Linked DNA regions of Mus musculus: region 1 is linked to region 2. Evidence: chromatin loops called from intact Hi-C (ENCODE). Cell type or tissue: left cerebral cortex. All regions are shown on one strand. Each heading gives the region's core, and the rest is flanking DNA. Links, peaks and the distances in the headings are about the cores only.

Region 1 (14,806 bases), core at 3,591-11,590, 180 kb after region 2:
TGTGGTTGCTGGGATTTGAATTCAGAACCTTTGGAAGAGCAGTTGGTGCTCTTAGCTGAGCCATCTCTCCAGCCTTTCTTTTAAATTTCTATTGTCAGCTGACCAGGTGCAGGCTAGGTAAATGGTCTCTCAAATAGTTAAAACTTATTTAGCAGGGAGGTTCCTTTTACCGAAATTATTCACTCTGTAGCCCGCTCTAGCCTGGGACTCACTAGGGACTAAGGAGCCCCAAACTCATGATGAGCAATCCCCCTCCCTGTCTCAGCCTCCAAAGTCTAGAGAACTAGCCACTCTCCTCCAAGCCGGGCTGAGTTCCTGGTAACTTTGTTTGCTTTTGAGACCGGGTCTCATTGTGCTGGCTGACCAGAACTCAGAAGATACTCCTGCCGCTGCCTCCAGAGCCCAGGGTTTGATAGCCTCACCCATTTTTTTCTTGAAAACTGAACTAATACATTGTTAACCAGGTGAATAACCCTAGCTCTTGGGTAGTGGAGACAGAAGGATCTTGGTTTTAGTTGAAGGTCATGTTTGGCCACATAATGATTTCAAGACTGGCATGAGCATAAGACACTCAAAAACCAAAGTGCAAGCCAAGTGGTTTGCCTTTCATCTCAGCTCAGGTAGCAGAGGCAGGCAGAGCTCTGAGTTCCAGACCATCCTGGTCTACAGGGTGAGTTCTATTACAGCCAGAGCTACAAAGAAACCCTTTATCGAAGGAAGGAAGGAAGGAAGGAAGGAAGGAAGGAAGGAAGGAAGGAAGGAGAGAGAGAGAGGGGGGGGAGAGGGGAAGGGAGAGAAAAAAACCCGCTGTTGGTAGTTTACTCTAGCTTTAAATTGAAAAAAAAATTTTTTACGGACATTTTTTCTTAACTGGGCTAAATATAAATATGCCGTTGAAGTAACACTAAAAACTAGGCTGGCTTAGGGGATCTGACGCCAATTATTCCCTCCTACGGAGGAGCTCGCCTTCTCAGGTGCACAGCTGCAGCTGGAAGGGCCGGGGACTGGCCACAGGTGACTCAGCAGCGAGTCACAGGGCGTGGAGACGGTGCCCGGAAGTATTTGCTCAGTCCTGTCCAGAGCGCACGAGGTCCTCTGGGCTATCCCAGCTGGGAGAGCGACATCATTTGAGGAAAATGGAGACCTTTGAGTTTCTCCAAACTCTCGTGATCATTGTGAAAGTTCCCTGCCTTTCCGGGAGCGACCGGCGGCCGAGACGGGATGCTCTCCCAGGAGGATCGAGACAGAGGATCGGGACGAGCCCTCCAGCCCAAAGCGACACTAGTTTAGTGGACTAGGCTCTCACACCCCAAACGCCAGAAGCCAGTCTAACTGGAGGCGGCCGTCGTGGGGCTATTGCAGGTATCGTCTCCCGGGCAGCCCTCAGCTCCCGCGGTCCCTTCAGACGACCTCGCCGCTACCCCAAAGCCATACTCACCATATTTAGTCCTTGAAGTGGTCCGCGAAAACTGAGGAAGTGAAAAAGGGTGACGAAGATCTCCCACTAACAGACTACCAAGGAGTCCGGGGGAGAAGCTGTGTAAGGTCCGCCTCCAGGACAGGGCTTATATACCCTGGCCGGGCCACGCGTCGGGAGGGCGGACACCGGACCCCGCCCCGGGCCGCAGCGAAGCCGATGATTGGCGGGTTCGAAAGTTCAAATCAAACTCCGTAGAAGGAGCTGGAAGTGGGAAGGGGAGGAGACACCCAGGGTCCACGCCAGGGCCAGGTGGGGCGGGGAAGAAGGTGGGGAAGGCGATTGGAAGTTGGAGGACAGCGAGATCTTTGTGGAGCTCTGGCCGGAAGAAAGTCCCAGGTAGAGAGGGGGGCGGCCTGGCTCAGCCACCGGGGACTCACAGCTGATCGCCGCCGCACTTGTGGCTCGGTCGCCCCACCCAGGCCTTGGAGCCCGGAAGAGTGAGCCAGAGAGGTGACCCGGGGCTGCCGGCAGGGTGGTGACTGCGACAGCTTCAGGGGGCCAAGATGGAAACGCCCAGTCAACTTGACGGCACAGTGGGAGGGGTGGAGCTGAAGTTAGCTCAAGCCAAAGCCGGTTACAACATCACCAGGGTTGCAGCCCCTGAAGGCAATCTTTCCTAACCTAGGTCTCAGTTGCCTCCAATGGGTCCTAAGCACCTTACTCTTTACTCCCGCCTTCTAGAAGGCTAGCCCTCTCCTCCTTCCTCCCTTCTCCCCACCCTTCCCCCAAGTCCTGAGGATATTTGCCAGAGCATCCCGAGCGCCCTTTTATTTTCGAAGGCAGAGTCTGCCTCAGCTCCTCTTTAAGCAAACATTCCGAGTCTTAAGAGCCTTAAGAGGCACAAAATTATTCGGCCCATTATGAGAGGAACTCGTAACTCCCCCCCGCCCCCCAAGATGGGTCCCCGCTGCAGTGCTCAAGCTAAACCCAGGCGATCCACACTAATTCCTTTCTCTGCGTCTGTGGGATGCAGAGTTCACTCTGTAGTACCACATTCTCTCTGGCCCAAGAGCCCGGGGGCTCCTCTCCTCATTTTACAGTCAAGAGGAGAGGAGAGTTCGGGAAACAAAGCAGGCAAGTGTCTCCACCGCGGGAGACGTTGGACTTCCCTGCCCCACTGCCCTGCACTAGACAGACTTGTCTGAACAACTCCGCAAAGCAGATTTCTCAGAAGTGCCATTCAGTCCTGCTGAGGAGATAGACAGATCCCTGGGAAAGTTTAAGGAACTGGAGTGGTGTGCTTGCTTGTCCTCTTCATACTAAGGAGAGAGAGACAGGAAGAGCCTGGAGCTCACAGGCCAGCTGCTCTTGCAGTATCAGAGTTCAGTGAGGAACCTTGTCTCAAAAAAAAAAAAAAAAAAAAAAAAAAAAAAGGTGGAGAGTCATAGAGGAAGACGGAACATATTGACCTCTGGCCTATGCACGTACACAGAATCTCTCTCTCTCTCTCTCTCTCTCTCTCTCTCTCTCACACACACACACACACACACACACACACACACACACACAAATTAAAAAGCCGCCCTTATTTGAATGTGATGATGCATACCTGTATTTCAGCAGGCAGGGGACAAGACTGGCAAATTTGATCCAGGCTACTTTGTTTCAAATAGAAAAGACTAGAATGCCAGGGATGGCTGTGAAAAGTGGTACAATACAGGCAGACAAGATGGCTCAGTGGTAAGGTCATTTGCCACCAAGCCCGAGGAACTTGGGAGTTTGACTCCCAGGACCTATCCAGTGTAAGGAGAGAACCAACTGTAACTGATTAAATTATCTAATCTTTATACCAATAAAGTACCAGAGGCTTAAACTATGGTAAAGACCTGCTAGCTCAGCAAGGCAACTTTCTTTTCTTTTCTTTTTTTTCTTAACTACATACAAAATATCTATTTACAAGCCTGATTCCACAACTAAACTGCTAGCTCTTTAGAAATTTCTTTCTGGGGCTGGAGAGATGGCTCAGTGGTTAAGAGCACTGACTGATCTTCCTAGAGGTCCTGAGTTCAAATCCCTGCAGCCACATGGTGTCTCTCAACTACCTGTAATGAGATCTAATGCCCTCTTCTGGTGCTGCCTGAAGACCGCTACAGTGTACTTAGATATAATAATAAATAAACCTCTTTTAGCTACAGTGTACTTAGATAAATAAATCTCTTTTTAAAAAAATAAATTTCTTTCTGAGTCAATCTACAGAGCTAGTCTACTTTTCTCTTGAGCTCCTCCAAACCGGAGAGGGCTTCTTAGCTCTCTTTCCTAGAATATTGTTTTACCTGTGTCCTGCCAGCTGTGTCTCTGTTTTCCTGTAAGTCAAAGAGAAAAATCCCTAGCCCTTACTTGGAGCTCCTTCCATAAAGAAGACTCTTCCAAGCAGAGAGAGAGAGAAGGGGAGATGGGAGAAAGAGAGTACTGGAGAGGGAAGAGGGAAGGGGAAAGGGGAAATGGGAAAGTGGGAAGAGAGAGAGAGAGAGAGAACCTCTCCCAAGCAAGTTGCCTTAAAGTTAGCAGGAACTTTCCATTTTTTAGCATTCTTATCTAATGAGGCTTTTAGAGGCGCACCTAAACTGCATCTCTACAGGACTCATTTAGCCGCCTTTGACAAATGCAATTATCTATTTAAACTCTTATATTTTGCTAACAATTAGCTTTTCTATGTACAATAATCAAGTATCCTGTAACACTAATTCCCAAAAGTTGTCCTCTGACATCCATACACATGCCGCAGCAAACACATAGTCTATGTAAATAAAAACGCAAGAAATAAAAAGAAGTCGAGCAATGGTGACAGATGCCTTTAATTCCAGCACTTGGGAGGCAGAGGAAGGCAGATTTCTGAGTTCTAGGCCAGCCTGGTCTACAGAGTGAGTTCCAGGACAGCCAGGGCTACACAGAGAAACCCTGTCTCAAAACAAACAAAAAGGAATGGACCAGGCAGCAGCTGGAGCAAAAGCTTCCAGTCACAGAAAGCCTGTGGTGTTCTTGGGCAGAATGCGAAGGCCAGAGGGATGGAATTGATGCATGGTGAGGAGCTCTGGCACAGTGGAGCATGCCTGTAAACGCCACACGGTGGAGCATGCCTGTAAACGCCGCTACTTAGGAGGCTGAAGCAGAAGGACCACTGGTTTGAGGTCAATCTGAACAATTTGGGAAACTCCATTTTCCCTAGCATTTATGATGGATTGAGTTTAATTCCCAGTGAAGAGGTGAAAGGTAAGAAAAGCACAAAAGGGGCTGGAGAGATGGCTCAGCAGCTAGGAGCACTGACTGCTCTTCAAATCCCAGCAACTGCCGGGCAGTGGTGGCACACGCCTTTAATCCCAGCACTTGGGAGGCAGAGGCAGGAAGGTTTCTGAGTTCGAGGCCAGCCTGGTCTACAGAGTGAGTTCCAGGACAGCCAGGGCTACACAGAGAAACCCTGTCTCGAAAAACAAAAACAAACAAACAAAAAAATCCCAGCAACTACATGGTGGCTCACAACCACCTGTAATGAGATCTGACGCCCTCTTCTGGTGCATCAGAAGACAGCTACAGTGTACTTACGAATAATAATAAATAAATCTTTGGGCTAGATGAAGCAAGGGCAGACCGGAGCGACCGGAGCAAGCAGAGGTCCTAAAATTCAATTCCCAACAACCACATGAAGGCTCACAACCATCTGTGCAGCTACCGATACTTGCGTACCCATGTACATAAAATAAATAAACAAACAAACAAATAAATATTTTGAAAAAAAAAGAAAAGAAAAGCAGGACAGTTTCTATACTTTTCAGCTTGAATACATAAGGGGCTAGAGACATGGCTCAGCAGTTAACACCGCCTGCTCTTTCAGAGGACCTGAGTTAGAGTCACAGAACCCACAAGCTACATACAGTCGCTTCCAGGGAATTTAGCTCCCTCTGCTGGCTTCTGTGGTCACTGCATGCATACAGTACATAAACATACAGGCAAAACACCCACGCACAAAATAAAATCTGAAACACAGACAAATATTAGGGAAGAGAGAAGCTTAAGAAGAAACCAAAACGGCTGGAGAGATGGCTCAGCAGTTAAAAACACTGACTGCTCTTCCAGAGGTCCTGAGTTCAATTCCCAGCAACCACATGGTGGCTCACAACCATCTGCAGTGGGATTTGATGCCCTCTTGAGGTGTGTTTGAAGACAGAACCAATGTACTCACATATAATAAATAAATAGTTTTAAAAGAAGAAGAAGGAGGAGGAGGAGGAGGAGGAGGAGGAGGAGGAGGAGGAGGAGGAGAAGGAGAAGGAGAAGGAGAAGGAGAAGGAGAAGGAGAAGGAGAAGGAGAAGAAGAAGAAGAAGAAGAAGAAGAAGAAGAAGAAGAAGAAGAAGAAGAAGAAGAAGAAGAAGAAGAAGAAAGAAAGAGGCGGAGGAGGAGGAGAAGAAGAAGAGGAAGAGGAGGAGGAAGAGGAAGAGGAAGAGGAAGAGGGAGAGGAAGCCCTGTACGTGAAGTTCCCGAAGTTCAGGCCTTGCCGCTGCCTTCAATCCAGAACAGAGCTGTCACATTCTCAGCGGAGCAGCTGCGACCCCACCAAGATCAGGCCAGCCTCCATTCCCTCATCCAACGACTCTCAGCCCAGGCTGCAGTCACACCCTCCTGGGCACCAGCCCCCGGTGCAGGGGATACTGCGCCAGTGGTTCTGGACTCCTGGGGTATTAGCATGTACAGGAAGTAAAAGATTCGTCGTTAAAGCTATGCAGCTTTCAGGAGGCTGGCGCACGCAGGGGCGGGGCTTCGGGATTCGGCTGTTTGGGGGTCATCCAAGACCCACAAAGTAAGTTACCATTTCCTCAGTGGTTGGGAGTGCTAGCTGCTCTACCAGAGAATTCTGGTTGAATTTCCAGCACCCACAGGGCAGCTCACAACTGTCTGTAACTTCAGTTCCGTGTTCTCACACAGACATACATGTAGGCAAAATAATACACATAAATAAAAATATCCGGGCGTGGTGGCACACGCCTTTAATCCCAGCACTTGGGAGGCAGAGGCGGGCGAATTTCTGAGTTCGAAGCCAGCCTGGTCTACAAAGTGAGTTCCAGGACAGCCAGGGCTACACAGAGAAACCCTGTCTCGAAAAACTAAAAAAAAAAAAAAAAAAAAAAAAAAAAATATATATATATATATATAATTTTTAAAAAGTCCTCTTTGGGCAATATAATTGTTTCGTGGGTAACAATGCTCACTGCCAAACCTGATGATCTAAATTCGAACCCACAGCCCACGTGGGTAGAAGGACAGACCACCTTTTGCAAGCTTTTCTCCTAGCTCCACACTCAAACTGTGGCATGTGGGTACCCACACATGTACACAATCAGTAAATCAATGGGATTTGTTGTTGTTGTTAATGTACTCTTGTTTGTATTCTGGTATCCAGGATGTGGAAACAGGAGGAGGATATCTGAGAGTTCAAGGCTATCCTGGTCTACATAGGGAGCTTCAGGTCAGCCAGGGGCTGTAGGAGACCTTTCTGCTCCTCTCCAACACACATACAAAAAGTACTCTCGCGAAATAGTTGTAAGCATTGAGAGACGTGTTAAGGTTTGCTGCCCCCTGCTGGAGCGTTCTGGAAATTGAGCTGGTAGAGCTCTTGCTTAGCATTCTCAAGGCCCTGGGTTTCATTCCTATAATATTTTATTTTGGTATATAAGTCTATACCAAAATTAAAATAACCCTTCAGTGAGAAGCCCTGAAGACCTACTCAGTGAAAATCCCTGCAGACCTATTCTGCTTGATAAAACAAACTGTAAGCTAATGTCTTTCAGCATAGCTACAAAGCAGGGGAAAGACTTCAGCCAGTGGTTCTCAACCTGTGGGCCACAATCCCCAACGACCCTTTCACAGGGGTTCACTAGGACCACCAGAAAACCCAGATATTTACATTATGATTCACAACAGCAAAATCACAGCTATGAAGTAGCAACAAAAATAATTTCACGGTTGGGGATAAGGAACTGTATTAAAGGGTCGACAAACGTCAGGAAGGTTGAGAATCACTGCACTAGATCAAAGCTAAGCTTGGAGGCTTATCCTGTATCCTTGGCACTCAGACTGAGGCAGGAGACCTCAGCAAGTTCTGGGCCAACCTGGGCTACACAGAGTTTAAGGCCAGTTTGGTTGCACTTAGTCCATGCTTAGTCCAGCCATCCTGACCCTCTGTTAATCTCAGGCCCAGCCCCTGCCAAGTGGCCTACTAACTGGAGGAGTCTGGAGATACCTTGGAAGTCGTCCAGGACACTGACCCCATCAAACAGAAGGGGATTATGGCCAAGATGCAGGAGTGATTTTCAGAGACACCAGAATGAAAGACAAATTCAAAGCTCTGTTCTCTGCACCTGGAAGACCACCGCTAGCAAAGCCCTCTCCACGGTGCTGAAGGTACGGCCCCTCCTCACTGTCACTAATGCAAATCCTATGAGGAAACAAAGCAAGAGGAACCAGACCTGTGGTGTCTGTCTGCAGCCTCACCCCTACTGCCTGAGCCGGGACACCCGACAGAAATGTTCAGGTACCAGGAAGGACAGGGACATTTGGGGATACAAAGCAAGGTCCAGTGTTCCATCTTTTCCTTTATTTCAGATGAGAAGATATAACTATTTTTTGAAAGATTTTAATCTTTTTTTAAAAAAACAGATTTTCTCTCTGTAGCCCTGGCTGTCTTGAAATTCGCTCTGTAGACCAGACTGGCTTCAAACTCAGAGATCCTCCTGCCTCTGACTCCTGAGTGCTGGGACTAAAGGCATCTGTTACCAGTATCCAGCTAATTATTTTTAATGTTAAAAAAATTTAAATCTATGTATGAGTGTGTGTTTATTCATGCTATATGCATGTGCGTGCAGTGCCTGTGTAAGCCAGAATAGGGCATTGGGTGCCTTGGGGCTGGAGTCACATAAGTTTGAGAGCTAGCTGCCTCTATGGGTGCTGGGAGCTGAACTCTGGTCCTCTGGAAAACTAGCTGGTGTTGCTCACCTCTGAGTTGTCTCTCCAGCAAGACTTTATATCTAATTATATGTAACTATACTTTTTCTTTACTTTCATAGCAAAATATTTTATCTTCTTTTTTTTTTAGTTTTTTAAAAATATTTTTAAAAGATTTTTAAAAATCTGCATGTGTGCCTGGTACCTGTGGAAGCCAGAAGAGGGTATCAGACTCCCTGGGACTGGAGTTAGAGACACGTGTGAGCTGCCGTGGTAATGACGAGAATCCAGCCCAGGTTCTCATAAAGAACATCTGGTACTCTTGGTACTTTTTTTTGTTTTTGTTTTTGTTTTTGTTTTTTTTGTTTTTCGAGACAGGGTTTCTCTGTATAGCCCTGGCTGTCCTGGAACTCACTTTGTAGACCAGGCTGGCCTCAAACTCAGAAATCCGCCTGCCTCTGCCTCCCAAGTGCTGGGATTAAAGGCGTGTGCCACTATGCCTGGCACATCTGGTACTCTTAACCGCTGAGCCATCTCTCCAAACCCTGGAGTTTTCATTGTTTTTTGTTTGTTTGTTTGTTTTTTAAGATTTATTTTTTTAAAGATTTATTTATTAATATATGTAAGTACACTGTAGCTGTCTTCAGACACTCCAGAAGAGGGAGTCAGATCTTGTTGCAGATGGTTGTGAGCCACCATGTGGTTGCTGGGATTTGAACTCTGGACCTTTGGAAGAGCAGTCGGGTGCTCTTACCCACTGAGCCATCTCACCAGCCCAAGATTTACTTATTATATGTAAGTACACTGTAGCTGTCCTCAGACACTCCAGAAGAGGGCATCAGATCTCATTATGGATAGTTGTGACCCACCATGTGGTTGCTGGGATTTGAACTCAAGACTTCTGGAAGAGCAGTCAGTACTCTCAACCGCTGAGCCATCTCTCCAGCCAGAGTTTTCGTTCTTATTTTCCTTTTTAAAAGTTTTACTTTGTTACTTTAAAATTGCGTGTAAACGTGTGCGTGCGCGTGGGATGAGCACATAAGTGCAGATGCTTAGAGGCCAGAGGCATCTGGTTCCCCACAGCTGAAGTTACAAGTGATTGCGAGCTGACTACTGTGCGTGCTAGGAGTACAGCTCGTGCTGTCTGAGATGGCTTTGAGAGATCTTTTCAGTGCTTGCTTTTGTTTCTATTTTTTAATTTTAAAAATTAGTTTATTTTTGCATATATATGAGTACACTGTAGCTGTCTTCAGACACACCAGAAAAGGGCACCAGAGTCCATTACAGAGGGTTGTGAGCCACCATGTGGTTGCTGGGAATTGAACTTTGAATCTCCGGAAGAGCGTCAGTGCTCTCAACTGCTGAACCACCTCTCCAGCCCCATGCTTTTGTTTCTTGACTCAGTGTCTCCTACCCTAAACTGGCCTCAAAGTCTGATTTAGTTGTGGATGACATTTAGCTGAGTGGTAGCGAGTGCCACCATGCCTGGTCTGTGCTATACTGAGGACAAAACTCAGGGCGTGGTATGCAAGGCATAGTACTTCAAATGAGCTACAAGCCCAGGCTGTTGGGTTTTTTCTTTTTTAAAAAAGATGTATTTATTTATTATATGTGAGTACACTTTTGCTGTCCTCAGACCCACCAGAAGAGGGCATTACATCTCACTACAGATGGTTGTGAGCCACCATGTGGTTGCTGGGAATTGAACTCTGGACCTCTGGAAGAGCAATCAGTGCTCTCAACCGCGGAGCCATCTCTCCAGCCCTAAGCCCAGGTTTTTAACCAAACCTCTTAGTAATTTTATCTATTGCTTTGACAAAAGCAACTGAAGGGAGAAAGGTTTGATGCTGGCTCACAGTTTAGGGTGCAGATTGTGAGGCAGCAGAAGCGTGAAGTAGCAGATCACGTGAACCATCAGTCAACAGAAAGCAACCTGTGCACCCTGCCGCTTTGTTCCCTTTCTCTACTCTTTCCGTTCAGGACCCAGTTAGGGAATGGCACCGCTCACAGTGGATAGGGAATGGCACCGCCCACAGTGGGCAGGTCTTCCCTCTTCAAGGCTATCAAGATAATTGTCTGTAGGAATGGCCAGAGGCCCAACTCCTGAGCGTCTTGAAATTTCTATCAAGTTGACAACAATAACCATCACAATGAGGAGTGTTTATTTATTTACTTATTATTTATTGCAATGCTGGAAATATGTTTTACCAAACACTCGGAAACAGAGTTTGGAAACTAGACTCAGTTGTTGGAAATACTCTCTGCTCTTCCAGAGAACCCAAGTTTAGCTCATAGCTGCCTGTAATTCTAGCTCCATGGTATCTAATACCCCCTTCTGGTCTCCTTGGGCACCCACACACATGTAGCATACACTCACACAGACATATTAATAAAATAAAAATATTTTTTAAGGGCTGGAGAGATGGCTCAGCGGTTAAGGGCACTGACTGCTCTTCCAAAGGTCCTGAGTTCAAATCCCAGCAACCACATGGTGGCTCAAAACCATCTGTAATGAGATCTGATGCCCTCTTCTGGATGACAGCTACAGTATACCTACATGTAATACATAAATAAGTAAATAAATCTTTAAAAAAAAAAAAGGGGGGGGTCTGGTGAGATGGCTCAGTGGGTAAGAGCACCCGACTGCTCTTCCGAAGGTCCGAAGTTCAAATCCCAGCAACCACGTGGTGGCTCACAACCACCCGTAATGAGATCTGATGCCCTCTTCTGGTGCGTCTGAAGACAGCTACAGTGTACTTACATATAATAAATAAATAAGTAAATCTTTTAAAAAAATATTTTTTTAAACGAGATAGCATTTTCAGCTTATATTTCCTAATTATTGAGACCTGTAGACCAGATGGCTTTGAATTCCCTATGTAGAAGGGATAGCTTTGAACTCCTTCCTAGTCTTCCTGTTTTCACCTTCTGAGTGCCAGGATTACATCTATGTTGCCATCATACCTGGCTTAGGTGGCGCTGGGGCTCAAACCCAGACTTTCCTGCATGTTAGGTAAGCACTCAACCAACTGAGCCACGCCCCAGCCCCAGCCCACCCACCAGAGTCCTTACAAGTTGCTTTCTCAGACCTGAGCAGCATTTTGGACTCTGCCCCCTTTCGTTAGCAATTTGCATACACCTTACTAGCTGTGGTACTGTAGACAGGCAGGCCTAGAACTTGAGATCTTCCTGCCTCAGTCTCCCCAGAGACCTCCTATTAGGCCTGGCTTTGCTAGCTCCATTCTGGAAGATAACTACAGAAAATCAGCTTTCAGACGGGCGTGGTGGCGCACTTGGGAGGCAGAGGCAGGCGGATTCCTGAGTTTGAGGCCAGCCTGGTCTACAGAGTGAGTTCCAGGACAGCCAGGGCTACACACAAAAAAACCCACCCTGTCTCAAAAAAAAAAAAAAAACAAAAAAAGAAACAAAAAACAAAATAAAACAAAAAAAGAAAAAGAAAGAAAGAAAGAAAGAAAGAAAGAAAGAAAGAAAGAAAGAAAGAAAGAAAGAAAGAAAGAAAGAAAGAAAGAAAAAAACAGCTTTGGTCTCTGATGAAACCCTGCTCCCATTTCTGTGTTCTAACAGGACGGACGAGCTTTCTTACAGGCCTTCTGCCTAACATGTAAGGAGATCCTAGGTGTAACCCCCAGCTCCACAGACCAACAACAACCGCCAAATATCCCTTTGACCCTTCATCCGTTTAGCGTACAAGCTTAAAATTCTGTTGCAGAAAATTAAAAATACCTACTCACATTTTTCAGTTAAGAGCATTATTATTCCAGTAAGTATGCCGTACCCTGGGGCCTGGAAACTTCCCTATTTATAGCAATGTTTATCCAATAATTGTATTTATTCCCGAGTGTAGAAAGCACCCAGGCAGCCTGAAGGGGAATGCCCCTGACAGTTTGCGCTCCTTTTATAGCTTCTCACCACCAGCGGAGACAGCAGACTGCCCTGGTTTTCTGAGGGTCTCCTAACTCAGGATAGTTCCCAGACTCCCCACCCCCACCGCCCCTCTGCAGTCATGAGAATAGTTCAAAATCTGTGCTTTGGCCAAAGAAAGTTTATCCCTGTCAACGTTAGTACCCAGCCTTGTAGGCGTAGGCTTTTCTCAGGTCCGGGAGCCTTGCTTCTTTAACGGAAAGTGAGAGCAGATCCCGCGATGGATTTCCGGGAGGCTCCCTTTTCATAGACAACCCAGGCTGACTCGTGCACCTCTTTCTCGCGCAGCCTTTGCTGCTCTGCCTTAATTCTCTCCCCAAGGCCTAACCCCTGGGCCTTTTTTAGAGTTCTATGTAAGGCTCGTCCATCTTGTTTCTGACTCGCTTTGCGCATCCGCCTCCGTGCATGTTCACATGACTAAAATTGTATGACTCCTCCCCAAACCCCGTTAATCTCTACGTTTTTTTTTCCCTTTTGACAGGTCCCATGTAACACTGGTTAGCTCTGAGACTGACAAAGATGGCCTTGACCGCTCCGTGACCTTGGCCTCTGCCTCTCAAGTGCTGGAGTTACAGGTATAAACCAGGTATGTGACCCTGCCCTTCCTGGGGTCCTTCTGCCTGCCATTACTGTGGTTCAAGGAGTAAGCAGATGCCCAGTGTGGCTAATGCCTTCCTTTCTGAAGCACCACCTCCTGTCCAAAAACAGCAGAGTATCAAGTGTAGACCACGTGCTGCCCCAGCATTTATGAGGCTCAGGCTGGAGGATTAGGAACCTCAGAGCCAACATTAGCTATGTTCTGAGTTCATGGCCAGCCTGGGCTACACAAGTCCCTCTTCTCATAAAACCTAAACGGGGCTAGGAAGATGGCTCAGTGTCTCAAGGCACTTGCCACAAAACCCAGTGTTCTGAGTTTGATCCCCAGGACCCCCACATGACAGGAAGGGAGAACAAGTTACATAAATAGTTCAGAACAAATCCAACATATTAGTATAGAACCACCTTCATATATACAACTGTAAGCATATCTATTTCCTCTATCATTCAAGCCCAGAATGGTCCAGCCCCTGTAGAGATTTGGTGAAGGACGAGGACCTACACTCACAAGCCTTTGTTTTTAAAGCTCTTTGCGAGTTTATCGTGCATGGCAGTCTGGGCACTTTTCCCTTCCCCTCCAGCATAGTTTGTTCCAACAGAGTCTGGAATATAAGCTGTTTAGAAACCCTGAAAGGTCTCATGTTTCTGGTAGATCAAGATTTCCTCATTTTAAATTACATAGTTCTCTGTTTTGGTAAGCCGTGGTCCCTGCTGACTTGTAAATACTTGATGTGGAACAGCTTGTAGCTACAAAAATCAACTTACTCCCTTCCCGCCGCAGCTCCACGTATTTGTATGGAGCCCAAGGGACAGAGCCTGGCTCACATACTGCGGAGGGGGGCGAAAATTCCTTTGTGTTCAAAACAAAGAAACAAACTTAAAATTCAGGTTGCTTGGCTGTCTCGCTCCTTCTTCAGAGAAATGAACAGTAGTAAGGCAGTTATTGTACAGTGAGAAAAGAATTAACCTGGTCTGTGGGCCGCCAGCAAGCTGCGAAACCACCTTTTCCTGGTGCTTATTTGTTCCTTTGTGCTGGGGTCTCCATGGCCTCTTGGCGCACAAGACCCAACTCTAAATACATCGTTAGGGAATTGGAAGAAGAGGAAGCCAGGTGAAAGGCGGTTTCTTTCTTAGCCAGCCATGGCCAAATCTAAAGACAAGGCGGGGTGAAGCTCTATGGGGAAGGCACTGTGGGAAGGGGAAGCAGGTAGGGTAGCAGGAGGCAGGCATGGCTGATTGCTCCTCTGTCAACAAGCGCGCAAAACCTGAGCTACTGCAAGTGCCAGGAGTACAGGAAAGGCCCCCAGCTATATTTGGGCCAAGTTTTCCCTGTGTGAGGGGGGATGACCCTTGCTCTGGGTAGCCTGGGATTCCAGAAGGCCTGATCTGACTGTAGGCTAAGTAACTGAACAACCAACCAGATTTCATCATCGGCCAGACACAGTTCGCCACTCTACCCTGCACCCTGAAAACTGTAGCGACTTCCTGATGATTCACGGGGCTGGGGAGATGGCTCATTGCTTAAGTATACTCGTTTGTAGCTGGTGGTACATAGCTTTAGTCCCAGCACTCGGAAGCAGACGCAGGTGGGTTTCTGATTTCAAGGCCAGCCTGGTCTACAGAACAAGTTCTGGGACAGCCAGGACTACACAGAGAAACCTTGTCTCAAAAAAATAAATGAATAAATAAACAAACAAATATATTTTGTAGATTTTCATATGATATATTTTTATCATATTCTTTTCTAGTCCCCAACTCTTCCTAGGTCCTTCCCATTTTCTATGCTCCCAATTTCATGTTCTTGCTATCTCTTAAAAAAAAAGAAAAAGAAAAGGGAAAAAAAGCCATTAGAA
Region 2 (14,806 bases), core at 2,377-10,376:
GCTCTCTTAGCCCTTCGGGGTTACTTCAGTGTCTGGGTTCCTGTCAAGGTAGGACAATTCATCAGGAAAGGCAGCCTGAAGCTCCTGAACTCCTGCCAGAGGCCCTTGGTGCTCAGCCCTTGGAAAGAGGCTTCTGCACACTGCGACTGCTGCCTTACTGGGAACAACCCACTATCAGTCAGTGTCCGTCAGTCCCACTCCTTTCCTTCTCCAGCCTGCAGTTCGGGCCCCACTGCGAGCCAGGCCAGGCCCCGAGGCAGCCGCACTTGTCGAGAATATCCACAGGGAAGAAGCCCTGTTACCACGTGGCAGACACTGGTGGGGCAGGAGGATGTCTGACGCCAGCACCACTTGCTACGTGAGCTCAAAGACATGGTTACACTCACTACCCATCAAGGGACAGGGAACAGTGGGGGGGGGGGGCACACTATGACCTTCAGCTGCCTGGGGGAGAAGTGGGCAGCTGTGGTGCTCCCCACGTGCTGAGCGCTCCTCCCCATCAGTAACAGCTGTGCCTTCCACCGTCTAATTTGGTTCTAAAACAAGGCAGCAGCGGACAGAGGAGCTGGGATCAGACACCTTCATCAGGGCACAGAACAGGCTGCCCAAGTGACTTCTACCCATGAGGCCTAGAGAGACGGCGCTAAGGAGTCACGTGATGCACTAGCTTTTATTTATTCACTTATAAAGATGACCGCAACAACGGTGCCGAGTAACACCTTAGATTAACACTAATTATATTATATAAAATTGGTTCATAACAGGATTCAGGAAAGGGAGGGACAACAAACAACAAAAATCTCCAAACACTGAAACAAAGAAAAACATTTTTTCTTTTAAAAAACTTAAAATGTTACTTTCCCATAGATTTCCTTAGGCCGGGTTTCAGCCTAAGGTAAGCGGAAACAAGGCTTTGGGCATTTGGAAGAAACTGCAGGTTAAGGTACGGTGCCAAGTGTGGGATGGAAACCCTGACTTGATGTCAGACCTCAGGCACATTCCAGACAGAGGGCGTTCCCCGGGCTCTTTCACGAACTGACGCACATTTCCCTTTTCTGGCTGACCCAGTAGTGTATAAAACCCCTCATTTCTACTCCCGCTCAGGCAACTGGTGGGAACCTGGCAGGCACCTGTGGCATCTGCTCGAATGGACTGGAGACTGGACTAGCAGACACTCTTCCTCCCGGAGCCTCTGCGGTAAGCAGCTGGAGGTGAGGTGCGCTGGGAAGGAGGCTGCTCACCTTTGGGAAAACTGGCAATAGTTCCCCTGGTTCCTGGTGAAAACGACCAACCAGAGTCAGTCCATATCACTAGGAGAGGCCAAGGGAAAACAGCTTTCATTCAAAAAAAAAAAAAAAAGGAGAGAAGAAATCAAAAATATTTAGGATGGCCCAAAGAGATATGTATAAATTTCTTTTTGTTATTAAATCTAAGTATACATTTCCTAAAGTCCAGTTATTAGGTTGAACTGGATGGGAGAGAAGAGAGGCTAACTGGAATTCCCCTCAGGAGTTCGCAGCTTCAGCCTGAGAGGCCCTTGGTTTGCGCTGTGGGAGCCCCTTTTTGAACGAAGGCTTGGGTGGGCTAGGCTCTGAGATGGCTCCAGTTCCATTGGTCCCTGCAGAGTAAGGGCGACTCCGCTCGCCGGCGTTTCCTGGGGCTTGTGGCGGAACACCCTGATACCTGGGCCCGGAAGAATACCATGAGCTGTTTCTGTAGCGGCCCACACTGTCATGGCGCCCTGGGTTTGAGGGGTCTGCGGTCTTTTGGCTTTGTGCCCGGTAGCCTTGTCCTCCTCTCCTGTTGCCTGGAAATACCTACAGTGAAGAGAAACAATACAACGTTCAGGGGGCTCAGTCATGGCCAAGCCTGGTTCGTTTATGTTTGGGTTATAGCAGTGTTCTGATAGCAAAACCGTGCTGGGGATCAGCTCTATCAGCCAGTCCAGCCTGTCACTTGATCATAATTAGAGCACCTTTACTGATCTCTCCTGGCCTCTCATGCCTAGCTCTTCTCAGGAGTTTGTCTCTTTAGATGCCCACAGGAAGAAAGGAAACACAGAAGGAAAGTTACAAGCTCGAAGTCAGATAAGTACCGTACCACACGTCTGCAGAGCCGTCCTAAGCACCAGGGAAGAATGTGCGCACAGCGCAGTAAAAGCACACGGTCTGCTGTGCTGCGTGCTATGTTATGAGCTGCAGATTACGGCATGGCACGCTCTGGCCAAGGATAGCACACTTCTCTCATTCCAAACCCAGCAAGCTTACAGGACTGGCTTTTTTGTCTTCCAGGTCCAATGCTCTTAGTTCTGAAGACTATGTACAGCTTTTGACTGCTCTTGTGTTTATTTATCCTTCAAACCAAGGAAAAGAGACTGGATCTCTCTGCTGCTTTCTAGACTTTTCTCTTAGCCTGGCGGGTTCACTTTTTCTTTCCATTTAGGGTTCTCAAGTCCTGCAGTTTTCAGATACACAGTGGTGAACTTGCTACCTGGACTACCCTGAGATGGGTGCACAACTCCCAGTGTGACTAATTACCACACAATACAACCCACAACAAACTGCTAACAAACCAAAGTCAGCTGTCTGGGGCAACGGGAAGTCTCAGTCCGCTGATGGTTTGCGACGCTATCTCTAACAATTTCGTAGGAACTGAGACAGGATGGATGCAAAAACAGCAATGGAGAAAGCCAAGGAGAAGGTGACACAGTAGGCACTTAAATGCCAACAACTCGGGTCGCTCTTCCATGGCACGCTCAGAGCCAGCTTACCTCCCGATGAGCCTGGCAGGGCCGGTCACTGGAGTTCGTCATGGCTGCAGAGGCCTCTCTTGGGGCACAGTTTCTCTTGTTAGCACCTGGGAGGCTGGGAACAGAGGCATCAGGGGAGGAAGAAGCAGCAGAGCCATCACTTGGGCCACTCAAGGACACAGGTGCCACCAAGCTGCATCGAGAGCGGGTTGAGTAGCTGTTCTTTGGATGTGACACTGAAACAGAAACATGTGGACTATGTTGTGATCCTGTGATGTTTCACGATGAGCAATTAAGGAAAAGAACTATTTGCGGGATGTCCCGGTGTGTAAAGGCTGCACAAGCCTGGCCATGGGCTGTAAGGTCCAGAACCCGTGTGCAGTGGGGACAGAATCTGCTTCACCAAGTTCTCAAACCCCACTGCTTTGTAAAACATTCTTAGAAAGAGGAGTACAGATTATACCATACCCCCCCACACACTAACACTGACACTGACAGGGTCTCAGCAGACCCTTTTCCTAAACTCCTGGTTGTAGACTAAACCCTGGGAATGACAGGAAGGGCCCTATGTTCCAAGGAACAGTCCCGAAGGACAGACTTTGCAAAGCAAAAACAATGTAAACAATCAAATCTCTGCTGAATCCTTTTTAAATGCAGTGATGTAAGGGTACAAGAGTCAGACCAGGTAAGTAGAACTAGAACTTGTGCAGCCTGGTAGTGACGTAAGGTGACAATAGTTATATAAATAGAACTACATACAAATATGTTTATATGGTTATATAAATAGTACTTGTCTTTGCAGCAACCATGTCTTTCCAAGTTTCTTTCTGCTAAAATAGCCCCAAATTCAATAAACCAATATAACCAAAAATTCTTATTATTTTCAATTCAAAATGTTGTCAGATATCAATGGTTTAAAGCCTTCCTCGGATGTCCTCTTGGCTTGAAGCCTGGTCTGTGATGGGTTAACAGTCACCACTCTGAGGCCACCATTTCACTCTTTTGTGTTATGGTACAGCAGAGCAAGCAGCACTTACAGCCCCAGGGTCAACACTGAGAAGGAGAGGGGAGCTCGTTCAGAGCCTGATCTATTGTTAATGTCTGACTACAAACTCTCACTCAGAGGCCCTCTATGTTCTCCCCCTTAAAAGAAAGGTTTTATTTTGTGTGTATAAGTGTTTAGCCTGAATATAGACATGCACTATGTACCTGGTCCCCGTGAAGGTCAAAAGAAGACGCTGAATCTCTTGGAGCAGGAGTTAAGGATGGTAGTACTCTACCATGCAGGTGCTCGGAAGCAAACCTAGGTCCTGTATAAGAGCAGCGCTTATGAAGTGCTCTTAATCGCCGAGTCATCTCTTGAGCCCCATGATTTATTTTTATATGTGTATATGTCTCTGTGTGTGCAAGTGCCCACAGAGGCCAGAAGAGGGATGCCTGGGGCTGGAGTGATGGTGACTCATAGCTACCCAACATGGGCCCTGGGAACTGAACTCTGGTCCTTTGGGAGATCAGCAAGTCCTTTCAACTCCCAAGCTGCCTCCAGCCCAGCTCTTTCCCACTCACGGTGTCACCACTTAAGGGTCTCTTATGTGCCTAGTGAGACAAGAACTGTTGTGTCTGCTTGAAGGAATGAAAAAGGTCCAGGCTTCAATGCTGAAGCAGGTTTGCCCTGTTGCCTCGGGTGCCTGCCCCTCACACTGTTGTATCTCACACCTCAACTCAGCAGAACAGAATGGAAAAGAGTGCTCTGCTGGGGGCTGGGGACCTGGAAGATGGAGGCAAGAGAAGTGGGAGTTTAAGACCAGCCTTGGCCGGGTGTGGTGGCCCACACCTTAAACCAAAAGAAAGACCAGCCTTGGAGACTTAGCCAGGGCTACACAGAGAAACCCTGTCTTGAAAAGCCTAAATAAATAAATAACAAAAGAAAGACCAGCCTTGGAGACTTAGCAAGTTTGTAGCCAGCAGTCTAGACTCCAAAAGAACAAAAACTATCTCATACTTCAGGACTGGCAAATACTAGTCTTTACAGTCAAAGGGATTCCTATGTAGCCCATTGAGTTTTCACAAACCCAAGACAAGAGGCACCTAGGTGTGTGCAGTGGACAGGCCAGTCAGCACGTGTGCCTTCACCACAAGAGGACAGTCTCCTCAGCATCTAAGGTCTGGATCTCTCTCTCACCTTGTCCGAAAGAATCGATACTCTGTTTCAGAGTCTCCACATCACAGGTGAAGCGGGCTACCCTTCCAAGGTCTTCATCATATTTCCGCTCACTGACAAAGTGCTGGAGAAAAGAGAGAAAAGGTCCCAAGTGAGACAAGCACTGCACACAGAATTAAAACCACATCTAGAGATGGGAAAAGAAGTCTCTCTAACTTTCTCATTGTTACTGCTTTAAAGTTTGTTAGATGGCCATTCCATTACCGATACTGAGTAATCAGACAAATACACTCATTTTCTCAAGGGTCCGAAGACAAGCTTCATAGTTTGATGAAATGTTATAAATGGTCAACAACTAATGGTTATGACCTATAGGAATGGGGAGGGAGGGAGAGAGGGACGGGAGGGGAGGGGAGGGGAGGGGAGGGGAGGGAGGGAGGGAGGGAGGGAGGGAGGGAGGGAGGAAAATTTAGAGTAAAGAACCATCTCCCTACTGGAGCACTCTCCACATGGGACCACTTTACACAGAAGCAGAGGCAGCCTGTGCTCATGGCTCCCACAATGACCCCGTTAGGTAGATGGTTTGTTGTCCTTCAGGAGAAACCTCCTAAGAAAAGCCATATTGTCTCCTTATAAAATAGGACTTCAGAGTCTTTGAAATAGGAGCAATTTCTTGAGATGAAAAACCATTCACGTGGAAAGGCAAGGCTGCAAACGAGACATCTGTGCTGCAAGCGATTTAATCCTTTTAAAAGCAGACTGTGCTGACCAGCCCACTGGGCCAAAAGCTCACCATACTATGGAAAGTATGCGACAAGATCATGTCAGGAATGAGGCACCTGTAGGGACCTATGAGACAAACAGTGTCTCGGTGTCCGGCATCTTCCCTCTACCCACCCACACTGCACAGGAGGAGGCGAAACACCAAGTTCAGAGGTCAGAGAAAGTGGGCACCAGCTGAACTCCTTCCTGGAGCACACCTCCTCACTGGGAAGTCGATGCCCGCTTCAAACACATCCGAATTCTTGGAACGTATCCAGAAATACCAATAGGGAAAGGAGAGAAAAATTACCATTGAGATCTGACATCCTAAAAATTCTGAGCACACTGCAGCTTAGGAGAGCACACAAACTCCTTGTAATGGCGCTTTCAGATACAGAATATCTGCCTCATATTAATTCTGAAACAAATTCTAGGGTTTGTTGAGCCAAAGACATAATAGAAATGACAGAAGTACAATGATCTGGAAATAAGACGCTTAAATTGCACAGCACCCACTTCAGTGTGTTAAAACGTGGAAAGAAACAGATTAGAGTCTTAGTCAGCCCGCACGAGTATTTCTAGAAACCTTTTAGCCTCGTAGGAAGAGAACAGATGACGCCCAGGGGAGCCAGAACTCTCACCTAATTACGAAGGGGTTTCTGGTGTCTCCCAAGCAGCTGAATGAGACTGAGTGGCACCAGTGTGAGGGGGATACCATCCAGTGTCGCAATGGACTGTCGGGGAGCAGGAACGTCACTGACACTTTACACCTGCCGGCTCTCACACACCAATCAGTTCTCAGGGGAGGAGGGCGGGTCTGTGTGAACCCGGACCCGGGAGGGCCTAGCTTACCTTACCCCATGCCTGTCCCAGGCCTGCACGGGAAGCATTCCCCTCAAACATGGGAGCAAAGCCCATGTTTGGAAACAGCGGCGGTGAAAGGCTGAGGAATAGAAAGCCCCCTCTCCTGGCCCCGAAAGCTTCCTGTTTATAAATGACTTAGAGCACACTCTCCACGGGAACCGACAACAATCCAGCGTCTGGGGCTCACACACTTATTCTCAGAAATACCTTTTTTTTTTTTTTTTTTTTTTTTTTTAAGCAATTCATGTACTTTCCTTTATGTGTAACAAGTAATTGCTTGAGTCTATGTATGTAAACTTCATGTGTGGCTGGTGCCCTAGGGGGCCTTGGACAGAAGAGGGTGTTAGAGGCCCTGGAACTGAAGCCATAGATAGTTGTGAGCCACCGTGTGAGTGCTGAGAATTGAAGCCGGCTCCTCGGCAAAGCAGCAAGCGTTCTTAACCACAGAGCCTTACACACGTCTCCCTCCCCGCCCAACACACTCCCCCCCAAAGTTTATTTATTTTTATTTTATGTATATGAGGGTTCTGACTGCATGCATGTACATGTAGACTATGAGGCCAGAAGAAAGCATCAGTTACTCTGAAATTGGAATTACAGATGGTTGTTAACTGCCACGTGGGTACTGGAAAAGCAATCAGTGCTCTCAACCTGTGAGCCAGCTCTCCAGGGCTCCAAATATTATAATTTATAAAAGTTAAAAGATACCAGGCAAGCATGGTGCTCACATTCGTAATCCTTACACTCAGGAGGCGCAGGCAAGAGTGTCTGAAAGTTGAGGCTCGTTTGGGCTACACAGTGAGAAAGGCCTTAGACAAACAATAAAGGTATGAATGCTAAACTTCAGACGTGTTTATGAGGAGATTAAAATACAGTAAAGATCTTAAATTGTTAACATTTCTCTATAAAACAAGATTTGAGCAAACTGTTAAAAGCATGTGTTCTAAGCTAGTGTGCCACGGACTACTTAGTACTGATCACAGTCTAGTGAGCCAGACAGATTTGCCACCTAAAACTCTAACTTGCCATGAAAGCCCAATACAGAGGACATGACAGGAGTCGGGAAGAGGGGAGCCCAACACTGGCTCGGGGCAGATGGGAAACAAGCGTAGAGTTCTTTAAATGGGAGGGCCAGCAAGTGTCTGCAAATGGCTCGTTAACATGACTAGAGGAAGAACACAAAAGGAGCCTGGGGTGGCACAAGGGCGAGCCCAGCAGTCAGTGTAAGGATTACAGTGTTCATCCTAAAGTGTGAGCAGGTTTGAAGAAGGGACGATCAGGACAACTGGAAAGACTCAACCAAGCCTACCACAGAAGGCTAAGCAGCAGGTGACGGTGCTGAAGATCTTTATGGTGGAATGGAAACGAAAACAAGATTCAACAGCAAGTTCAAGGATGGGCAGAGTTTCCTGACAGACTTAATTCGAGAAACGCAGACATTTCCTAAGATTTCCTACCAGAACAACTGGATAGATGACAGAACCATTTAAAAGAAAAGTCTGGTAAGGGGTCAAGCTCAGAAGGGCAGCCCATGGGTTTAGGATGTTAGGTGAAGCCATGACTCCTGGAGATTTGCTGTGCTGGCTGGTCCAGAGAGTCAATGAAAGAAGAAGGGAGTTTCACCTTGATATCAGCCCTGAGTTCAACCAACTGCTCCTCTGACATGCGAACGGCCACATCTGTCATCTTCTTTAGAAGCTCCGCTTTCTTCTGCCGGCTGAGCAAGATTTCCACTGTGGAAGAAAAAGGAGTGTCACGTTTATGCTGCAGTTAGAGGTGCAGTGAGTACCTGCCTCAGAGTGTGTCCCGACAGTCAAGGGCCTAGCTGCCTGCCCACTCACGCAGAAACTGAAGATACCAGAGGCTCAGCTTCCAGCTGAGGGGTCTCTGAAGGTAGTTAAAAGACAAACACGTATGAATTACAGGACTTATAAAATCATCTCCCATTTCTCTCTCCTCTTCCTAACACCCCCCAGTCTGTTCTCAAGAAGTATACATATGAAGACAGAAATATGTATAACATTTGACACAAATTTCACCAAGAACAAACAGATACAAAATTAAAAGCAAAAGCATACCCCCCCACCCCCATCCCCCACTTCTGACTTTGTTGTCTCTGGTCAGAGAACCACTAACAACTTCCATTGCATAGTCCAAACACTGTCTCTTTATGTAGAGCACAGACCTCTCCCTCCCTCAAACCGAGTCTATAAGACACACCATCTTCTCTTTACCAGAGCCACTGTTAACCTGCTGTTCATGTCTCATTCGGCCGTCCACTCTACACACACACCCAATTAGTACATCAACTGATGATAGATATTCAAGCTCTTATACTCTTCTTTTTAAAAAAGCACCTGTTTCTACAGATATGGTAAAGAACAGATTAAAAAAATAAAAAATAAAAAAGTCCTCCCTAGGAAGCCAAGCTGGGAGCTGTCAGACAAATAAGCCGAGACACTTCACCACCAGCCTAGGAACTGATACCCAGCAAGGCTGTCCTGAGACAGCCTCTCACCCTGAAGCCCAAGCCTGTCTGAACGCTGCGCACAGGGCGGCATGTGATCTTCTGCCCAGCCCAGCCTTCCACACACTGGAATTACACACTTAAGCCATGATGCCCAGCTCTGTCCTGCAAGAGTTGGTCACTGTTTTCTCTTTCATTCTTTCTTTTGTTTCTTTTTCATTTTGGTTTTTCAAGACAGGGTTTCTCTGTGTAGTCCTGGCTGTCCTGGAACTCACTCCGTAGACCAGGCTGACCTCGAACTCACAGAGCTCTGCCTGCCTCTGCCTCTGCCTCCTGAGTGCTGGGGTTAAGGTGTGCACCACCACCGCTACCACCTGGTGGCAAGAATTCTTACTCTAATTCTCTTTTTCTGTGGATGTAACCTAGAGGAAGGGGACATGGTCTCTTCCTTTAGTTTATGGACCCAAGCCCCAACACGCCATCTCTGGCCTGATGAGAGCTCTAGTTATTCAGAGGATGTGGCCTTTCAGACAAAGGGACCAACCATTATGCTTTGAAGAGGTGGCCACTGACAAGAAATTGAGGTGTATCTATTCAATTTATTTAATAAATAACCTTTAGCTTTTTACCTTATTTTATACACATAAACACATGGGTGTTTTTTGCCTGCATGCATGTGTGTGTACCGTGTCTGGGCTCTCAGAGGCCAGAAGGGGGTATTGGAACTGGAATTAACAGATGGCTGTGAGCCACCATGTGGATGCTGGAAACTGGAGCCAGGTCCTCTGCAAGAACAGTACTCTTAACCACTGACCCATCTCTCTAGCCCCCTTTAAAGGGATCTATTTATTTTATAATAAAGAGGGTCACTGGGCAGCTGAAGCAGAGGACTGTGACAAAGCCTATTAAAAAGAGTAAGGCCCTTCTCCTCTTCTTCCTGTCAGAAGCCCCAGGTTAAGCCAGGTCTGAGCACTCATGCCTGTGACCTGAACATCTGGACAGCTGAGGCAGGACTGTGATGGCAAGGCTAGCCTGGGCCATATACTGAGTTCTAGGCTGGTCTCAGCAATACAGCAAGTCCCTGCCTTGAGAAATCAACCCAAAATGCACGAAATCAAAATAAAAATGTTGAGTACCAATGTTCCTGGGTCCACACCTAGTTTGGGCTTTGCTCCAGATGACATGGTGTGTGCCCTAGCTCAGCTTCAACACTGATGTGAGCGAGCAGAGGGTGGGCCCAACAGGAAGCTCTAGCTTACAGTGGTCGAGTCATGTGATGCTCACCCTTCCCTTACTGAATCCTTAGGAGTTATCTTTCGACCAGAGCACGCTGTAAAGGTGGCTAGAAAGGAGAGAGGAACCTGGGTCCCAATGTTACCCCTCTGACATTCTAATAAATATATAGTGATGCCCTGCTAATTATATATTAGTTATCTCTGGGCTTCTTCACAAGAGAACAGGAAATGCATTTACCTAGGTCACTCTATTGTGTGCAGTCAATTCCTAACTGACATATACAGAACTTTACACCCAGGGTCATGAGACAGCTAGCAATGCCGTGCTTGCTTTGTAAGACCATCTGAGCTAAAACCTCAGAAGCTAAGAAAGCCAGGTGCAGTGCACACATGGAGGCCAGATAGCCTCAAATGTGGGTTCTGGAGACTGGGCTCAAGCCCTGTGCCTCTTACTGACTGAGCTATCTCTGAAGATCAACACTCGCACTCGTCTTTCATTCCTTCTGTCTTTTTTTTTTTTTTTTTTTTTTTTTTTTTTTTGGTTTTTCGAGACAGGGTTTCTCAGTGCAGTCCTGGCTGTCCTGAAACTCACCCTGTAGACCAGGCTGGCCTCGAACTCAGAAATCCACCTGCCTCTGCCTCCCAAGTGCTGGGATTAAAGGCATGCATCACCACTGCCCGGCTTCTGTCTTCTATAGTACACTGTAGCTGTCTTCAGACACTCCAGAAGATGGAGTCAGATCTCGTTACGGATGGTTGTGAGCCACCATGTGGTTGCTGGGATTTGAACTCCGGACCTTCGGAAGAGCAGTTGGGTGCTCTTACCCACTAAGTCATCTCACCAGCCCTTCTTTCTGTCTTTTTTTTTTTTTTTTAATTTTTTTTTTATTACGTATTTTCCTCAATTACATTTCCAATGCTATCCCAAAAGTCCCCAATACCCTCCCCTCAACTTCCCTACTCACCCATTCCCATTTTTTTGGCCCTGACGTTCCCCTGGGGCATATAAAGTTTGTGTGTCCAATGGGCCTCTCTTTCCAGAGATGGCCGACTAGGCCATCTTTTGATACATATGCAGCTAGAGTCAAGAGCTCCGGGGTACTGGTTAGTTCATAATGTTGTTCCACCTACAGGGTTGCAGTTCCCTTTAGCTCCTTGGGTTCTTTCTCTAGCTCCTCCATTGGGAGCCCTGTGATCCATCCATTAGCTGACTGTGAGCATCCACTTCTGTGTTTGCTAGGCCCTGCTTTCTGTCTTTTAAAAAAGATTTGTTTCCACGTGTGTGAGTGCTTGCCCACATGTATCTATGTTGGCCATATGTATGCCCTGTGCCTGTGGAGAGCAGAGGAGGTCACGGCACCCCTGGCACTGAAGGTGTGGCATCTGTGAGCCGTCACGTGGGCACTGGAAGCTGAACCTCAGTTTTGGTGAAGATTGAGAGTTCCTAAGTGCTGAGCCAGCTCTCTAGCCTAACACTGATTTTCTTAACAGCTATAAAAGACCTACTTACGGGTTTACTCCCACCTGTCAATCACACCAACCTCAGTTCCTCTCAGCCTCCAGCATTCTGGGATTTCAAGTGCAAAATTACAGATTTCAAGATTGAGAAAATATGTTTTAAGGATTTAAAATTTTTTAAATTTAATTTTATATGTGAGTGTTTTGCCTGCATGTACACCTATGCACCGGCACGGAGACACACAGTAGGACCTACAGAGCTCAGAAGGGGTGCTGGATCTCCTGAAACTGGAGTTACAGGGGGTGGTGAGGCATCATGGCGTGGGTGCTGGGAACTGAACCCTGATTCTCTGGAAGAGCAACTAGTGCTCTTAACCACTGAGTTCCCTCTTCAGCTCTCAATAATGACTTCATACACATCACATGACTCAGAAAACCAACTAGGGCTGTGTGGTTAATAAATGGCTTTGTGATTACAAGCACTGGCTCAAGCAGAGGATCCAGGCTCGAGTACCATCACTCACATGGCAGCTCACAACTGCCCAGAGAGCCCACGCTCTCTTCTGGCCTCTCTGGGCACATGGGACACATGTGATGCTGCACAGACACACATGTACACAAAACACCCCCATACATAAAATGAAATAGTCAATTTTGGTTGACTGTGGGTCCCAGCACTTGGTAAGCAATACAGGTGGATCCTCTGTGAGTTCGAGGCCAGCCTTGTCTACAAAGAGAGTTCTAGGCCAGCCAGGACCCACAGTGAGATCCTGTCTCAAACAAACAAACAAACTAGAAACCAAACACATTTTTTTTGAGAAAAAAAGAAAACAAAAAGATATGATACTGGACAAGTCACATTTTCTCCAAAAGTTTCTTCACATGTCAAATAAAAAATAAAACAAGAAGATGACGTAAGGGTCTCTTGGCAAACCTAGAGGCCTTGTTTTGGCTAGACTGGCTGGACAGTGGGCCCTGTGTCCTACATGTCTGTGTGTCCAGCTCTAGGGTTACAGACCCACACTGCTGTACTCAGTTTTGATGTGGGTACCACAATTTGAACTCAGTGCCTCCTGCTTGTGAAGCAAGCATTTTATCCCACAGGTCATCTCTCGACCCCCTTTCCAGTGCTTGGCTTAGGACGTGGCCTCTCACTGGGGCCTCAGCCCTAAGTGCCAGGCGTTTATTTCCCCTCTCCTTGTCTTTTCTTTTCGTTTCTCGAGACAGGGTTTCCCTGTGTAGCCCTGGCTGTCCTGGAACTCACTCTGTAGACCAGGCTGGCCTCGAACTCAGAAATCCACCTGCCTCTGCCTCCCGAGTGCTGGGATTAAAGGCGTGCGCCACCGCGCCTGGCTTTGTTTCCCCTTTTCCGGGGCTGGAGTTAGATATGTGCCCACACACCCAGCTTCTAACACTTATATTCATGCCAGAACAGCAAGGACTTTATTGGCTGAGCCATCTTCCTAGCTCTCTAAAAGATACACACTTCTTTGTGTGCATATTATATATTTGTATATGATGTTTTGCCTGAAGGTATGTCTGTCTACCCTGTGTATGCCTGGTGCCCATGGAGGTCACAAGAGGGCATCAGATCACTTGGAACTGGAGTTATAGGCAGTTCTTAGCCACCCTGTGGATGTTGGGAATAGAGCCCAGGTCCTCCAGAGGAGCAGTCAGTGCTCTTAACTTCTGACCCACTGCTCTAGCCCCTAAAAGATGTATTTTTAAAAAGTACCTTTTTCTCAAAAGTAAGGATTGTGCCTTTTTACCAGTTTTAGTTTATCTGAACCTTTACCTATAAAAGAACCAAAGGACAAGAGTAGGCTAGATAGCTGGGACATTTAGACATCTCAAGATACACTATTTAGTGCTTATGCATCTACTTCTGAGAAGCAGACAGCATCTCTGCTGTATTCGCCACACTTCCCTGTGCTCAGCGCAGCGGTCTCTGGCCCCACCTGCCATGGCTGTGGCCACAGGCACAATGACTCGTGAGCTACCACCTAACAAAGCATTCCTATCCTTAGTGGTTTGAGGGTAGGTTAAACGACCTTCCCACACAAGTTCGATCTCATGAAGATAAAACCCTCCGCTGGACCATGGGGTCGGCTCAGCGGGGTAAAGCACGGCCATGCACACCTGATCCCAAGTCCCTGGTGGAGGGAGAGAATCGGTTCCGCAAAGCTTTCCTGCACACCGGTGCTGCACACCTGCACGCAAACCCACCATCACGTCTGCCTCTTCTGTGAAAAACCACACCCGGCAAGGCTACGGCGCTCCGATCCTCAACTCTCAGCTCACTGCCTCCCCTTACTCTCTGATTACAGACACTGAATAGGATCATCCTGAAGTGGAAAAACAAAGGAAATCCCACGACAGGAGACAAGGGCACACGCTTAACTGTAGGAGCATGGGAGGTCTTCTCTGACCATCCTGATAATTCTGCTTTATCAAAAAATAAAAATAGTAACAATAAGAAATTCCAAGAAAAGCAAAACAAAAGGCGGCTCAGGCGCCTCCAGGGTGCTTCCTTTTCCTACGGTCGATGCAGACACCGTGATGCAATCTCTTATAAATTAAATTCTACACTCAGAATGCTAAAGATTTGGGGAAAACTTTTAAAACTCGTATGAAGAATTAGTATGTCAGCACAGTACATTAATTGATAAACTCATATTTGTGTGTATACATAAACCATAACTGTAGACTATAACACTAAGCTTTGACTGAGAGGCAGCAACCTATTATTTGTATGGCTGATAGTTTTTAAGTCTCTATGTAGACCAGGCTGGTTTCAAACTCCCAAAGACTGGCCTGCCTCTGCCTTCCAAGTGCTAGAACTGAAGGCTTGCACCACCACGCCCTGGCTCAGTCACAGCTTTAATCAAATATCAATCATCTTACTTGCTTCAGCTTTCACTTTATCCATCTCAGCAAGCAGTGCCACTTCTCGATCCATTAAACTGGGGGGAAAATGAGAAAGAAAAAAGGGTTAGATGAGAAACTCATACCCAAATAGTATACAGTTAATGGAGAACTAGCAACTGTTTCACTAAAAGCATACTGCTAAGAAACAATGTATGGACTGCATGATAGTCTGGTGTCATATT

What was found. Hi-C counts contacts between places; a loop is a spot of excess contacts. Peaks named below come from ENCODE experiments on the same cell type or tissue, not always from the same donor. Only the 100,000 strongest peaks of a DNase experiment are listed, where the experiment ranks them.
Region 1: it touches region 2 in a loop (2.5-fold over the local background); 2 of 42 quality-filtered maps call a loop at or near these places.

What each region holds. Positions count from the first base shown.
Region 1 is chr15:99,017,057-99,031,862 of GRCm38, reverse strand. It overlaps Gm41398 (a long non-coding RNA gene), which reads left to right and starts at 7,582. Exons shown (of 3, transcript XR_875654.2): 1 at 7,582-8,004; 2 at 12,838-12,942. Tuba1c (tubulin, alpha 1C) reads right to left here and starts at 1,972. Exons shown (of 4, transcript NM_009448.4): 1 at 1,439-1,972. The coding sequence starts at 1,441. In left cerebral cortex, for the core only: CTCF peaks have their summits at 5,382 (motif pointing left), 7,046 (motif pointing left) and 8,367; a DNase peak (open chromatin) is centred at 7,048.
Region 2 is chr15:99,199,061-99,213,866 of GRCm38, reverse strand. It overlaps Spats2 (spermatogenesis associated, serine-rich 2), which reads right to left. Exons shown (of 13, transcript NM_139140.1): 9 at 14,601-14,659; 10 at 8,160-8,269; 11 at 4,932-5,034; 12 at 2,771-2,985; 13 at 1,401-1,817. The coding sequence ends at 1,506. It overlaps Gm46538 (a long non-coding RNA gene), which reads left to right. Exons shown (of 3, transcript XR_001781769.2): 3 at 215-262. Among named protein-coding and RNA genes, the nearest start is that of Kcnh3, 18 kb to the left of the region's middle. In left cerebral cortex, for the core only: no CTCF peak of the experiment used is centred there; DNase peaks (open chromatin) are centred at 5,662 and 6,328.